Regions from separate parts of the Homo sapiens genome. Here region 2 is linked to region 1. The links are chromatin loops, found by intact Hi-C in ENCODE. Cell type or tissue: HCT116. All regions are shown on one strand. Region 1 overlaps LAMA3 (laminin subunit alpha 3). Region 2 has its middle 4.9 kb from the start of RMC1.

Region 1 (8,000 bases):
ATCTGTGGGCTCCTCCTGCTCCAACTTGCACATGGAAGTTGAGCCCTGAGAACCCACTTCATGCTTCCAGCTCTCGTCTTGCCCACCTGGTTTTTGTACCTGTGGGAATTTTCAAGCGAAAGTACTTCATGGTCTACACAGTAGAACAGGCTTTATGGGCAAAGTAATCTCCTGTTTTAAACAACTCACACACAAATGTCCAGATTTCAATTGACATAGGACAGCTTCCCCTGACCTCGATCTTTAGGGCTGCTTCTCTCTTCTCCAGAGCTGTAGCACAGGCAGGAATGTCTAAGACCATCTTTCACACCCTGAACATGGGAAGAAGCCTCCCGAAGACTCACCGCTGGCACACCTTTCCCACGACATGCTCTCGGCACTGGCACACTCCCGAGGGCCCACTGCACATGGAGGACAATGCCCCACCAATGTCACACTGACACCCTGAAAGCCAGGAAACAGCAGCAGTTATACCTTAAACCATCTCCACACTGAGCGCCTCCCCTGCTGTACAAGAAAGGAAAACTGACCATCCCAGTGACACAGTGCCTGCCTTCTTTCCTCTGCCACATCTGTCTGGCAAGTGTTTGAAATCTTGGAAACTCCCAAACCAAAATGGTGTGTCCGCGCTTGGAAATCAGATTCAACCACAAAAACCAAAACCAAAACCAAAACAAAAACAAAAACAAAATTAAAATGGTGTCTTTCCAAAGGTCTGCTTCTAAGTTGGAGGCGGCTACTATAAGCCAGCTCAAATGCTGTTGTCCAATGCAAAGACAACAGCAGCCCAGGAGTAAACGCGCTTCAGAAACAGTGCTGTTCTAAAGAACATGTGATAACCAGGGGCCGAGCGAGAGATTCAAGAGTAGCCTTGCGGGGCACCTGTCCTGCAATTTCATTATTTAACACAACACTGTCTCTAAAAATCTGATGCTAGCATTTTTGATAATATAAAATATATCTTTAAAATTACTAAATATTGATGTTATTTATAAAACTAACAGATGCCCTCCCATCCCAGTTATGTTTCTTATCATTAAACCCACAGTGTGCTGGTAGAAGAGAAGTAGAAACAGCCCCACTTGCAATTTACTAGTTTCAATGTAATCAATGTTTGGCCAAATTCCCTGGACAGAATGTTTCAGGGCCATTCCATCAGAAAGTCTGCGTGAAGATGACAAACTCAGAAGAAATGTTATTTAGACCATCTTTGTCCATCAACACTGTGCTTTGCTCAGGGCCCAATGGACTTATTTACCTTGACACCCAAAGTAATTGCTCTTTTCCAAAGCAAAATATCCATCTTCACAGGTGTCGCAGGAATCGCCACCCACATGGGACTTGCAGTGACAGTCACCATCTCCCTGCAGAACAGTGAGCCAGATGACAACATTTGATATAATTACAGAATTCACTAATCTTCAAGATTGAAAACTGCCTCACTGTATAATAGGAAGCAGTGTAGCCAGGATCTGGAAAGGATTACCATGCACTGTAGAATGACAGAAGTACTAACACACGCCCCCAGAAACCCCACAAGCAGTTGCTGTAGCATTCTGCTGTTGTCACATGAAAACTCAGCCCACTTTACCTGCCTACACTCTCCAGTTCCACTCACTGTTCCCGCCTTATGGCACTTGCATTCTGTGGAGATAAGAGAGCATCCTTGAACTAAGGGAGACACAAAAGACAGTTCCTGGCTCTGGGAACATTACACAGCTGCAACACAACGTGTGCAGTTGGCCTTGCCAGCGCAGTTCAACAGAATGAGAGTTTGCATCGCTGAGGCCTAAAATTAGACTGCTTTCTGAAGTTGGCAGAACAGACCAATCCACACTATCCATTTACAAAAAGTAACAGCTAGTTCATGGCTACTTCATGACAAAAGCTGCAACATCATGGGATTTTTGAATGATTCCAATGCCGAGGTCATTACTGATATGCATGCATGAAAATACACTCTATTCAAGGTTATTCAGTATCCTTAACTCGGTGTTTTTAAGTCCTTATACTGGCTCTGATATAAGCATAAAATTAAAATTAAACCAGAAAAAGTAAATTATAAAAACAAGGACATAAAAACCATTTATCAAGTAGCTGCCTTCTCAAACAACAAAATACATACAGAAACAGGATAGAAATCCCTTGCTAAGATTTTGAAAGTGACAGAAATTCTGTCAAAAGTGGGGGGAAAACATCAGAACATTACATAGAATCTTGTCAAATTGAAGTGATTCAACAAATAGCTCTTTTGTGGATTTAGTCACTGAGGCAGAGAAAATTAAGAGAACATTATAATATAGTAAATTATGACATATAAGAAACCTACCTGAACATCCACTGGGGTTTTCTTTGTCCAGATTCCAATATAACAGTTTGCAGCGGCTACAAGTAGGACCTTCAACATGAAGCTTGCATTGGCAATACCCCTTTGAATGAAAATCAAACAAACATTTGACATCTTGGAATTAAGACATGTTTTCAAACCTGTGCGTGAGCAAAGACTTGTCACAGAAACATATTTTGGTCATGAAAAGTAATTAAGTGTATCCAGGGGGAAAAAATACTGGGTTGATTTCAACAGTCTGCTAATTGCTTTTGTTTATTTTTATTCATTTATTTGTTATGCATGTAATCCGCATTTGTGGTTAAAAAGAAACTGGAAAATAAGGAGAAAGAAAATTTAAAAATCACTCTTATTTATAACATTGTCAGTGTCTGTTGATACTGTTACAGCATAGACTACCAATTTAAATAGAAAAAATGTCTGAATATTTAACATGTTGAAAATCAGTAAAGAATTGTTTATCTGAGAGTGCTTTTGTAATATGCAAGATTCACAGCCTTGCATCAATGTCATCAAGGCTTATGGGAAGGATGGCAGAACCTCTTTCACTCCATCCATTCTGTGCCTGGAAGTCGGCATCTCTAGGCTCTGAGGCCAAGAAGACAGACAATTTCTAAATTATCTCAGAAAATTGTTCAGAATAGGCCGGGTGTGGTAGCTCACGCCTGTAACCCCAGCACTTTGGGAGGCTGAGGCAGGTGGATCACCTGAGGTCAGGAGTTCGAGACCAGCCTAGCCAACATGGTGAAACCCCATCTCTACTAAAAATACAAAAATTAGCCAGGTGTGGTGGGGCGTGCCTGTAATCCCAGTTACTCGGAGGCTGAGGCACAAGAATCGCTTGACCCAGGAGGCGGAGGTTGCAGTGAGCTGAGATCGCGGCACTGCACTCCGGCCTGGGCGACAAGAGCAAAAAAAAAAAAAAAAAAAAGAAAGAAAAGAAAAGAAAAAGAAAAAAAATGTTCAGAATACCATGGTATTGTGCTTGGAATAATATAAAATAAATTGTAATTATTTTGTACACAGCCAACTTTATTTAATGTGTCCTTGGCCATTGATTTTCTCAATGTTATTAATTATGTTTGTCAGACTTACATGCAGGGCTCCACAGAGGCAACACCCTCTGAGTAACCTACAAACCTGCAGTAAGAGTTAAACTCTAGGACTCCAGAGTAACAAGTTTAACTAAATCTTATTCTTTTGTTTTTGAAAAAAAAAATCACAAAATCACATATGCTCTTTGAAAAACAACAATGACCTCTTTAAGCAATTTAGCCTTGGGTCTTATTTTAATTTCTGGAAGTGCCCACACTGTTAGTCCTTAATATGCATGAGAATAATAGAGATAGTTAGAATTGCAACCCTTTTATAGTCTACTTACCAAATTGGAGTTGATGGTACCAGCTGGGTCACAAGCACTGCTGGAACCTGAATATGATTCAGAAATTTTTAAATTATCTGGTAGTTTGTTTTTCTCTTTGTTTTGATGTTTCAAGTTTTAAACGTTTTGTTTTCAAAAATAGTGTATCTACATTTATATTTTCGATAGATGTGTGGCAAAGTCTGCATGCAATTCATAGTCAGGCATCTTGAATGACATTTATGGTCCTTAATCCCCAAATTACCTCTTTTGCCACTGAACAAATCCCTATCCTGTCTACTCATGACAGTTCACTTCTAATTGATGATGAAGGAGGAGATTAGGGAAAGATTCTAAAATTTTGAGCATCATTAGTATTGTCCAGAAGAGGGCAATATTGTACCAAGAGACTTTTAATTGCCCATTTAAAAGACGTTCTAGAATTTCTAAGTACATCTTTAATTATCACACCTCCTTGTTCCCACCCGTACTAAAGTTATTTATAAAATCAATTGGTTTGTTTTCCTGACTTAGTATAACACTACAAACCAAATATAATCTCTCTTCAATAAATTGGGATCTTGCAATGTTTCAGTATTACAATTACACAGTGTTTGAACTGGGTAAGTCTGTTCTGAGTCTGGTTTTTCAAATCATTTAAATAAATCCATAATAGGATCTTGTTTGCTTATAAATTGTTCCTTAACCCTATTGGCTTTGTTTGCTTCTGTCTGCCTCAGCTTCCCCTTGATGATTTTCATTCTCTCTCTCACTCTCTTTTTTGAGACAGGGTCTTGCTCTGTCTTCCAGGTTGGAGTGCAGTGGCACGATCATAGCTCACTGCAACCTCCAATGCCTGGGCTCAAGTGATCCTCTCACCTCATCCTTCTGAGGAGCTGGAATGACAGGCATGCACCACCATGCCCGGTTATTTTAAAAAATATTTTCTAGAGGCTGGGAGTGGTGGCTCACGCCTGTAATCCCAGCACTTTGGGAGGCCAAGGCGGGCAAATCACGAGGTCAGGAGATCAAGATCATCCTGGCTGACATGGTGAAACCCCATCTCTACTAAAAATACAAAAAATTAGCTAGGCATGGTGGCACATGCCTGTAATCCCAGCTACTCGAGAGGCTGAGGCAGGAGAATCGCTTGAACCCGTGAGGCAGAGCTCGCAGTGAGCTGAGATCATGCCGCTGCACTCCAGCCTGGGGGACAGAGCGAGACTCTGTCTCAAAAAAAAATAAAATAAAATCAAAAATAAATAAAAATTCTAGAGACAGGATCTCATTATGTTGCCCAGGCTGGTCTCCAACTCCTGGCCTCAAGCAATCCTCCCGCCTCAGCCTCCCAAAGTGCTGGGATTACAAGCATGAGCCACCCTGCCCTCTCTTTCTTTTCTGATGTTCTCCTGTTCCCTGCATTTTTCCGTAATACCCAACACAAATTTCCAGCTGTTTGTTTTCCATGCCCAACCTCGGGTTCCTCTCCAGGACACAAACATTGCCATCTAGCCCTGGGATGACTGTGGCTGCTCAGCTTCTCTGCCAGGCAGCCACAGCACTTCCTTCTGCTCCTGAGGCCCATGGAGGTGAGCAGACCCATGCAGGATGCCCTCGCATCCTAGGGACCTTCAGGCCTTTTGAAAGGCAAGCACCCACCTCTGACTGCCTGCTGCAACTTCCACCCTCAAGGAAACCTGGTCTCCAGAGGATTCTGGTTAGGAAGATTCTGGGAAATGAAGTCAGTCCTGTCTTCAAAGCGCAGGAAGGGGTCTGAGAAACCACATTCTCCTGATGGATAGTCTGGGTCAGCCTTCCACAAACACCTCTTCACAGTAGCAAGAGTTCTCCGAAATTGACAAGAGCTACTGGTCTGCTCTCTGGCTGCACACACCAGGGAGCCCAGGGAAATTTGTGGACATCTCATTTCTGTCCCCTCTGCCATGGTACATGGGCAAGCCTTAATCTCTCATATCAACAGAGGGATGAATACCAACCACGTCCCACAGCTGCAGGCTTGGTTTTCATCTCCCCCTCAGTGCACTCTCTCCAAACTGCATAGACTCCAGTGCATCCCACCCGCCTTCCCCAACACTTGGGCTGAAGTACGATGACACGGTCCCCCAGAAGGCCAGAGGAGGGCAGGGAGAGAGGCCCGAAACACAGCAAAGGTCCTGCTAAGCCTGCTGGCAAGTGGATCTGTTAGAAACATTACAGTGCTGCCAGCATTAGCACCACAAGCTGGGAGCGAAAGAAGGCATGATGCCTCGGGACAGAAGACAACAAATGGCCCCTTTAACTCAAAGGAGTCACCTATGCCACAATGCTATCCACAGAAAACTGACATGTGAACCAAGAAACCCACATGTATAGCACATGGAAATTTACATTATTTTTAGTTAAAAAAATCATTTCTGGATTCCTTTGAGGGTACATATATGATATACGTGTTTTCAAACCAGACTTGAACAGGTGAGGAACCAAGCAGACTAGATCTGTGAAAGCAGGATGTGGGGGTGGCCAGTGGTGAGTCTGTGGGGGATTTGCAGGCTTCTCTGGGAGGCTGGCTGCACACACTTCAGAGAGGAACCAGCCCTCTAGCAATCTGCTGACTTTCCTACCTTGGCAGTGGGGGAAATCATAAGCTCCTGAGAGACACCTGTCACACCGCTGTCCTGTAACTCCTGGCCGACATTCACACTGTCCAGTCACTGAGCTGCAGGGCATCTGGTAGGATCCAAGGGCTGAACACCAGCAGGCTGGATGAAAGAATTCAATCAGACTTAGGCGGGGGTTGCAGGTATGGGAGGGGGAAGAACCACGTCCCGGAGCAGAGCATGAGGGTGGAGCCAGAAAGACCCAAACACAAATTCCAGCTCCACTTCTTATGAGATCGGGAACCTGAAACAAGCCACTCAACTGCTCTAAGCCTCAGTTTCTCCTTCCTTAAGTGGGAGTGACACTAATTTTTATTTGATAACTTGTTGTGAGGATTGCATAAGATAATACTTAAAAGAGCTTGGGACAATGCCTATCATAGCGAGCACTCAATAACTGCTAGTTTTTATTGCTGTCATGAATTTCATATTCAGCAAGATTTGCAGGTGCTGGGTGATGGTTTTGGGGATTCTGCTCACCTACAGAAACCAGTATTTGTAGGAGGAGGATGCAGGGAACAACTGATGGGGGATGTGACTCACTGGAGGGCCACTTTAATTCCATATCCCACTTGATATTCCATATCAAGTGCAAGCCATTCCAGGCCAGATCAGCCTACAACTGTCCCTGATCTTCTCTTTCCTCCTCTCTTTATACCTCTTTTCTCAATGTCTAGTGTAGTTAAGTAGTCATGGAAAAAATGGTGCAGGCAACATTGAAAAGGATGGGAAAGGCATCCTAGTTTCCTCCCTCCCCCAAGCTGTTACCATGATCTTTGGCTAAGTGATGAATAAACACGTGTGGATGGAGAGAACAGATGCTGGCCATTCATTCTCCTCTTGGCCCCCTTCCCACTGGATCAGGTCCCTACTAGTCTCTATGAGACTAGACTTCTATGGGCTGGAGTTGCACAAGGTCGTCCCCATTTGCATTGCAAAAACCCTTCTTCTGGAGAGGGATGAGCAGTGGAATTGACCTGACTGACTTCTCCGGCTGAAGAGTTCTACATCTTAAGAACTGAAAGAAACTAGAGAGAGCATCTCATTGAATCCCATTATTACATGGTGAAGTTCAGAAGTTAAATGGCATTTTTAAAGTCAATGGATTAGTCTCTAATAAAGGGCTTCAGTCTTTGGAGTCAGACACATCTGGATTCCAGTACCAGCTGTGCCACTTAACAGCCCTGCAATCACGGCTAGTTGCTTAGCTTCTTTAAGCCTCAGTTTCCTCTTCTGTAAACTGGAGCTGATAATAGCACCTACTTTATGAAGTTATCAGAGAATCATCAGCAATAAGGCATTGAGCACGATGCTTCGCACAGCCGAAATGCTCAGGAAGTGTTCACACTTATTAACATTATTATTCTAATTACCCAAGTCCCCCAGTGCTTGGGGAGGTGCTCTTTACACTTTCCCACACTGAATTAATGAAAATCAATGAATTAGTATATCTGACTTCCAAATTTTTATCCAGTGTAGTGTACACAGTAAAAGATACAACCTTGTTTGCAAGGTTTCAAAAATTCCATGCTAGTTGGAGCCTTAGGAAAGAAAAGATTCATAAGGTAAAGCCCCAGTTCTGGTAATTTATTTACAGGTAGCCTTGGAATCTAAGCCTTGGCGCATGGGGCCCCCA
Region 2 (8,000 bases), 310 kb after region 1:
TACAATTTCTCCGGTGTTTTTAGCTCAAAATAATATACCAATTTTTGGACATATTTTGGGATAGCACATCCTTCACTCCTTGCTAGTAACAGGGAAACCTAATATAGATTGTGGGTCAGCAAGCCTTTTTACTTGATAAGAAACATGAAATTTACCATGTTAGCCCCTCTTTTTTTGTTTGTTTCAGAGACAGAGTGTCTCTGTGCCCAGGCTGGAGAGCAGTGATGCGAACACGGCTCACTGCAGTCTCAACCTCCCATCTCAGCCTCACAAGTAGCTGGGACCACGGGTGCATGCCACCACACCTGGCTCATTTTTTTATTATTATGCTTTGTAGAGACAGCGTTCTCTGTTGCCCAGGCTGGTCTCAGACTCCTGGCCTCAAGTGATTCTCTCGCTGACCGTGCTCAGCCCCCATGTTAACCCTTTATTTTTATTGTTTATTTTATTTTATTTTGAGACGGAATTTCGTTCTTGTTGCCCAGGCTGGAGTGCAATGGCCCTGTCTCGGTTCACTGCAACCTCCACCTCCCGGGTTCAAGCGATTCTCCCGCATCAGCCTCCCAAGTAGCTGGGATTACAGGCACCTGCCACCATGCCCAGCTAATTTTTTTGTGTGTATTTTTAGCAGAGACCGGGTTTCACCATGTTGGCCAGGCTGGTCTCCAACTCCTAACCTCAGGTGATCTGCCCACCTTGGCCTCCCACAGTGATGAGATTACAGGCATGAGCCACCGCGCCCGGCCCCGTGTTAACCCTTTTTGAGGTGTTCAGTAGTATCAGGCATATTCACATTATTGTGAAATACGTTTCCAGAAACTTTTTATCTTGCAAATCTGATTCTGTCCCTAAATTTGACTACTCTAAGTATCTCATATAAGTGGATTTTATAGTATTTGTCCATTAGTGTCTGGCTTCTTTTGCTTAGCAAAATATCCTCAAGGTTCATCCATGTAGCATGTGTCAGGATTTCCTTCCTTCATTAAGGCCGAAAAAGATTCCATTTTATGTATATAGCACATTTTGTTTATCCATTCGTCTGTTGATGGGCATGTGGGTTGTTCCCACCTTTGGCTGTTGTGAATAAAGCTATGCAAATATCTGTTCAATATTCTGTTTTTAATTCTTTTGGGTCTATACCCAAAAGTTGGATTACTGGATCATATGGTAGTTCTATTTCTCAGAGAGCTATTTTTGAGTGGCTTTGATGTCTGAGCCCAGGAGTTTGGTTTGGAGCATGTGAATCCAAGGAGAAATGACATCTAGGCAGATGGATATATTGGTCTGAAACTCATCAGAGGAGTGACAAGACTGGAAATGTAAGACTTCTACACTCAGCCTCACCCACCCAGGCCCATGTCACACATGGAAAAACCGATAACTCCAGAACCCTGCTCTCCAGCCACACAGTGCCATCCCTGCAGCTGGCTTGTTTAGCTGCTCCCTGTGACTCTTCCTCAACATCACCAGTTTGCCCTGTCATTGTTCTGTCCTCTCTACCCAAGTCTATCTGCCCTCTCCTCTCTTCCCTTCCCTCCTCATCAGCTTTGATTTCATTTCTCTGCATTCCAGTTATTTTTTGCCATTACCTTCAACATCCTTGCTGCACTGTTCTTGTCTGGCAGAGCCTCAGTCCTGGATGAACTCAGCCACCTGCTTTCCCAGTACCTACTGCTGGAGGGGTCACACAACAGGACAGAGGGCACTGCGGGAAATTCAAATGGGCCCTCAGCCCTGCCTGGCTGTCCCAGTCATTGTCTCTCCTGTTCTCTGCAAGGATATTTTCAGGCCTTCTTCACACTCCTCAGACTGTCTCGCCCCTATTTCCATGAACATCGAGGACTTCAGATGGAAACTGGGCTTCATACCAGTTGTGCAGCGCACCACGGCTGTCCTTCTAGAAAACGGTCCATCCTGCCCAAGGCCAAACCCTGTTTTTATTTATTTATTTATTTATTTATTTGATGGAGTTTTGCTCTTGTTCCTCTTGTTGCCCAGGCTGGAGTGCAGTGGCACAATCTTGGCTCACTGCAACCTCTACCTCTCGGTTCAAGTGATTCTCCTGCCTCAGCCTCCCGAGTAGCTGGGATTACAGGCATGCGCCACCACACCCGGCTAATTTTGTATTTTCAGTAGAGACAGGGTTTCTCCATGTTGGTCAGGCTGGTCTCGAACTCCCAACCTCAGGTGATCCACCCCCCTTGGCCTCCCAAAGTGCTGAGATTACAGGCATGAGCCACCGCGCCTAGCCCAAACCCTCTTTATTTTTATTTTTTCACAAATACCACAGTGACTTACCAGCACTTCTTTGAATTCCATCTTTCGGCTGGGTGCAGTGGCTCATGCCTGTAATCCTAGCACTTTGGGAAGCTGAGGCAGGTGGATCACCTGAGGTCAAGAGTTCGAGACCAGCCTGGCCAACATGGTGAAACCCCGTCTCTACTAAAAATACAAAAAAATTAGCCGGCTGTGGTGGTGAGTGCTGGTAATCCCAGCTACTTGGGAGGCTGAGGCAGGAGAATCGCTTGAACCCGGGAGTTGCAGGTTGCAGTGAGCCAAGATCGTGCCATTGCACTCCAGCCTGGGCAACAAGTGGAACAAGAGCGAAACTCCATCTCAAAAATAAATAAATACATACATACATACAGGGTTTGGCCTGTTTATATAAACAGGAGGCAGAAGTTGCAATGAGCAGAGATCACATCACTGCACTCCAGCCTGGGTGACAGAGCGAGACTCTGTCTCAAAAAAAAAAAAATTTAAAAAATTTAAAAAATGAATTCCATATTTCACCTTCTCAAAAAAACCTACAGTATTGACCATCCCGTTTCTCTCATATAGGCAACCTCTCCTCACTCCTGCTCCTAGAAGCAGCCTTTATATTTGCTCATCTCTCCCATCATAAAAACAAAACAAAAACAGAACTGAAAACACAGAGGACTTCCCTAAACACACGTCCCTGTCTGGCTATCACTGCCTTCCTCTACTTCACAGTGAACAGGAGTCAGTCTTGACCCATCCCCACTCCGACCCCTCATGCCCAAGCAGGCACAGGCCATCAGCTTAGGTACAAGTTTAGAAAAAGAGACTTCCAAGAAAACCCAAGCTACTCCACAGAAGTGCATATTTCGAACATGACCCCACAGGAATGTCTGCCAAGGACAGGGCAGCAGTGCAGTGTGTGCGCGTGTGTGCGCGTGTGTGTATGCGTGCCTGTGTGCGCATGCATCACACTTAAAAAAGACTATGGTCTTTTTATGACACCAGGCATCTCGTCCTTCCCAGAGAATTCAGTTTGGTTGACTCTGGCAGATGTTTTTGTCCTAAGAGCCAGGCTTGATTGTTGTGCAGTTCGCCTTGGGTCTGCAAGCAGCATTGAGGTCTGCCTGCATGTTATGGGTTGAAGTGTGTCCCCCCAGAATTCAGATGTTGAGGTACTAACCCTTAGTATTTCAAAATGCATCTGTATTTGGAGATAAGGCCTTTAAATAGGCCGTTAAGGTAAAATGATGGACCCTAATCCAGTATGACTGGTGTGTTTATAAGAGAAGATTAGGACCTAGACACACAGACTGAGGGGCCGCCCATGTGAAGACACAGCAAGAAGGCGCCACCTACAGGCCAAGAAGAGCTGCCTCAGAGGAAGCAACGCTGCTGGCACCTTGATCTAGGACTTCTAGCCTCCAAAACTGTGAGAAAATAAATGTTTTCAACCTCAGTCTGTGGTATTTTGTTGTGGCAACCCAAGCAGACTAATACACTGGCCATGGGCAAGACGCCCTGACCACAGTGATCTTGACAGGGGTGTGGGCGCAGGACATGCTGGGGCATCTTGAAGCTACTGCAGGCCCCACAGAATCTAGAGGGTCCAGAATAAAGTCTTTATCCCTCCATGAGCTATCTCTTTCTGTTGCACATTTTTTTCTGCATTAAAACAGTTTGATTATTTGCCCCATGCCCATATAGGATTCCCTATTCTTCATAAATTTTAAAAAAAAACTCTTTTCATTGATAAACATCAAAACTCTGCAAATAGTCTTTTAAAAATGAACAACAGACATTTCTACTTTGAGGTTCCATGTGTTACCAGAACTCACATTTTAAAGTGCCTAGTATTAGTATGGAAATCACCAAAAGGACTGGCCAGAATTTGAATTAGATGAGAATTTTCTTTCTATCATATCCCTACCTGGTCTGATCATTGCTTCCGTTCTCAGAACATTCTTTCTGTGGATTTCCTTTGCTACTGAGTCAGATACTTTCTTCCTCATTTCTGTTGTTTATGTAACAGATGTTTCTGCTGTGTCTTTTCAAAGACACAGTTTCAACTGCCTTTGCAAAAATTATAACTGAAGAAATTATAACAGTGAAAGAGATCAGACCTAACCGACTCCATCTTGCTTCTAACCTTTAAGCTGTCCTTGTTCATTGCTGGGCATTTGGGAAGGAATTCAGTTCATAGTTTGACTCTGAAACAAAATTAATAATAGCGCTTTCCCGAAAAGACTCCCTTCTTGCCTGGGGACCAGTCTGCCTTTGCAGGACTAACAAGTTAGCTACAAGATTAGAAATTACGGTTTAGGGGTCATGCAGCCTCTGGCTCCAAGAGTCTGAACCGCCCCAAATTGCTTTTGGGGATAGCATCACTATTGTAAAACCTAAGATCAGTGTTTGAGATATTTTGTAGATCCTATACTGGATGGATCAGCTGACACCATCCAGACCGGTAATCTGGGCCAATCAGTTCTGCCATCCCATCTAGGAGTAGAAAACAGCAAGAAAACCTCAGTTCGACCCCCCTAGGATTCCATCTCCAACCTTGACCAATCAGCACTCTGCTTCCTGAGACCCTACCTGCCAAATTATGTTTGTTTGTTTGTGATGGAGTCTCACTCTGTTGCCCAGGCTGGAGTGCAGTGGCACAATCTCAGCTCACTGCAACCTCCGCCTCCTGGGTTCAAGTGAGTCTCCAGCCTCAATCTCCCGAGTACCTGGGTTTACAGGCAAGTGCCACCACGCCCAGCTAATTTTTTGTATTTTTAGTACAGATGGGGTTTCGCCATGTTGGCCAGGCTGGTCTTGAACTCCTGACCTCAGGTGATCCGCCTGCCTCAGCCTCCCAAAGTGCCGGGATTACAAGCGTGAGCCACCACACCCAGCACCAAACTATCTTTAAAAACTCTGATCCCCAAATGCTTGAGGAAACTGATTTAAGTAATAATAAAACTCCCGTCTCCCTCACAGCCAGCTCTGAGTGAAATTACTCTTTCTTCATTGCAATTCCACTGTCTTGACAAATCGGTTCTGTCTAGGCAGCAGGCAAGGTGAACCCTTTGGGCGGTTACATCTTTAAACATTAAATTGAAGAAAGGATGCAAAGCTGTACCTGTTTTGGTTTCTTTTCATTACTGGCATGCTTTTCCCTGCTTTTGATTTGATTTTCAGAGGAAAATTTAAGTTTATAATACAAATTAGAATAATTCATATGTTTAACATTTAAAATTCACTTTTTAAAGTCAAAGCTAGACCTGGGAATAATTTGTAAATAAAATTAAATAAGTTAAATTCACTTTTATTGGAAATAAAAACTTGGTTTGTTTTTGTTTTTGTTTTTATTTTTTTTGAAACAGAGTTTCGCTCTTGTCGCCCAGGCTGGAGAGCAATGGCGCCATCTCGGCTCACCGCAACCTCCGCCTCCCTGGTTCAAGCGATTCTCCTGCCACAGCCTCCCGAGTAGCTGGGATTACAGGCAGGCACCACCACGCCTGGCTAATTTTCTATTTTTAGTAGAGATGGGGTTTCACCATGTTGGTCAGGCTGGTCTCAAACTCCCAATCTCAGGTGATCCACCCGCCTCAGCCTCCCAAAGTGCTGGGATTACAGGCATGAGCCACTGCACCCAGTCAAGACTTGTATTTTAAAAAACTCATTAAGCAATCTCAAAACATTGTTCTTTTAATTGCATTTAGCTGTCTTAGAAGATCATTTAAGCAAACATTTAAGCAAAAAAAAAAAAATCTAAAGACTTGTTTTTACATCAAAACCCACAGAACTACCAGTAGGCACTTCGCCCCTGCCTGTGACTCTGCTGGGGTCACAGGAGTTTTAAACTCCGAAACATTTCCAGAGACTGTCTAGCTCAATGGCTCCCCAGACCAGCTAGTTATCAAACTCCAAGGAGTCAAAAATTACAAAATAAAATCACACTATATTGTAATTATGAAAGAAATGCATGCATGTTAAAGAATTTCAATAGTATGGAAAAATAGCAAGTGAAAAAAAAAATCTCTCCTTCTTCCCCAACAATACTCAGTGGCACGACCCAGAAGAAACCATTGTTACCAATTTCTGGTTTTGGCCCTGATGGTCACAGCATAACTCTCATATACTTATCTTGTTTTATCAGCTTCAGAAGTATCTGTTATTTCCTGAGGATATAGTTTGGATGTTATCCCCTCCAAATCTCATGTTGAATTGTAATCCCCAATATTGGAGGTGGGGCCTGGTTGGAGGTGACTGGATCATGGAGGCAAATTTCTCATGAATGGTTTAGAGCCATTCCCTGGGTGCTGTCCTCCCGATAGTGAGTGAGCGCTCCTGAGATCTGCTTGTGGCACCTCCTCCCCACTCTCTCTTTCGTTCCAACTCTTGCCAAGTGAGACGTCAGCTCCTCTTCACTGGCACCACGCTTCCTGTACAGCCTGCAGAACTGCTAGCCAATTAAACCTCTTTTATTTATAAATCACCTAGCCTCGGGGATATCTTTATAGCAGCACAAGAACGGACTAACACACCTGCTATAAGAAATGGCCAGGCGCAGTGGCTCATGCCTGTATGCCCAGCAATTTGGGAGGCTGAGGCGGGCGGATCACCTGAGGTCCGGAGTTCAAGCCCAGCCTGGCCAACATGGTGAAACCCCATATCTACTAAAAATACAAAAATTAGCTGGGTGTGGTAGTGCACGCCTGTAATCCCAGCTACCCAGGAGGCTGATGCAGGAGAATTGCTTGAACCCAGGAGACAGAGATTGCAGTGAGTCAACATTGTGCCACTGCACTCCTGCCTGGGTGACAAAGTAAGACTGTCTCAAAAATAATAATAATAAGAAGAAGAAGATGAGGAATTTAGTGCATTGATCTGCCTCTCACTTTCTTTTCCTCCATACCTCTCAATTTTTGTTATATTTTTCATTCTTCTAGTATTTACTTGCATAACTTTTTATAATATCCATTGAATTACATTTTTTAATCCATCAGGGCTAGGAAGTTCTAGTGTCTCCCCACTGTATAAAATGGGGAGATGTGGATCCTTATACTGCCCTCCCCTTCTCTCCTCCCTCCTCCCTACCTGCCATTACATTGTGTGATGACTAATTTCATGTGTCAACTTGACTGGGCCACAGGGTGTGCCCAGGTGTTTGGTCAAACACTATTCTGGGTGTGTTTGTGAGGATGTTTTTGGATGATTTATCATTTATCAGTGAACTGAGTAAAGCAGATGACCCTTCCTAATGTGAGTGGGCCTCATCCAATCAGCTGAATAGAACAAAGGCCTGAATGGAACAAAAAGGCTGACCTTCCCCCGCAAAAAAGAGAATTCTGGCTGCCTGACAGCCTTTGAATTCAGACATCAGTTTGTTTCCCTGCCTTTAGACCTACACTGAAATGCAGGCTTTTCTGGGGTGTCCAGCATGTGTGTATACATGGTGGACATATATATATATTCTATTTCTTTGGAATATATATATATATGTATATTTGGAATATATATATGTATATTTGGAATATATATATTCTCTTTCTCTGGAGAACACTAACTAATACACATTGTTATGGTTTAGGACATTTACATTCCATAAGTATAAATTCAGTGACTTGTGTAACGATTAATTCTAAAATTTGAAAACTAAAGCCAGGCACAGTGGCATGCACCTATAGTCTCAACTACTTGAAAGGCTGAGGCAGGAGAATTACTTGAGCCCAGGAGCTCAAGACTAGCCT

What was found. A loop is a pair of places that touch in the nucleus more often than their neighbours do. Peaks named below come from ENCODE experiments on the same cell type or tissue, not always from the same donor. Only the 100,000 strongest peaks of a DNase experiment are listed, where the experiment ranks them.
Region 2: a loop joins it to region 1, with 14 times the contacts of the local background. A loop is called at or near these places in 21 of 110 quality-filtered maps.

Annotation. Positions count from the first base shown.
Region 1 is chr18:23,808,832-23,816,831 of GRCh38, reverse strand. It overlaps LAMA3 (laminin subunit alpha 3), which reads right to left. Exons shown (of 75, transcript NM_198129.4): 13 at 6,329-6,466; 14 at 3,729-3,775; 15 at 2,330-2,429; 16 at 1,592-1,644; 17 at 1,259-1,364; 18 at 345-444. Among named protein-coding and RNA genes, the nearest start is that of LAMA3, 120 kb to the right of the region's middle. RefSeq lists an enhancer at 6,343-6,402. In HCT116, a CTCF peak has its summit at 4,080 (motif pointing right); a DNase peak (open chromatin) is centred at 4,101.
Region 2 is chr18:23,494,605-23,502,604 of GRCh38, reverse strand. No RefSeq gene overlaps it. Among named protein-coding and RNA genes, the nearest start is that of RMC1, 4.9 kb to the left of the region's middle. RefSeq lists enhancers at 3,176-3,405, 3,676-3,745, 3,776-3,845, 7,264-7,313. In HCT116, a CTCF peak has its summit at 3,618 (motif pointing left); a DNase peak (open chromatin) is centred at 3,594.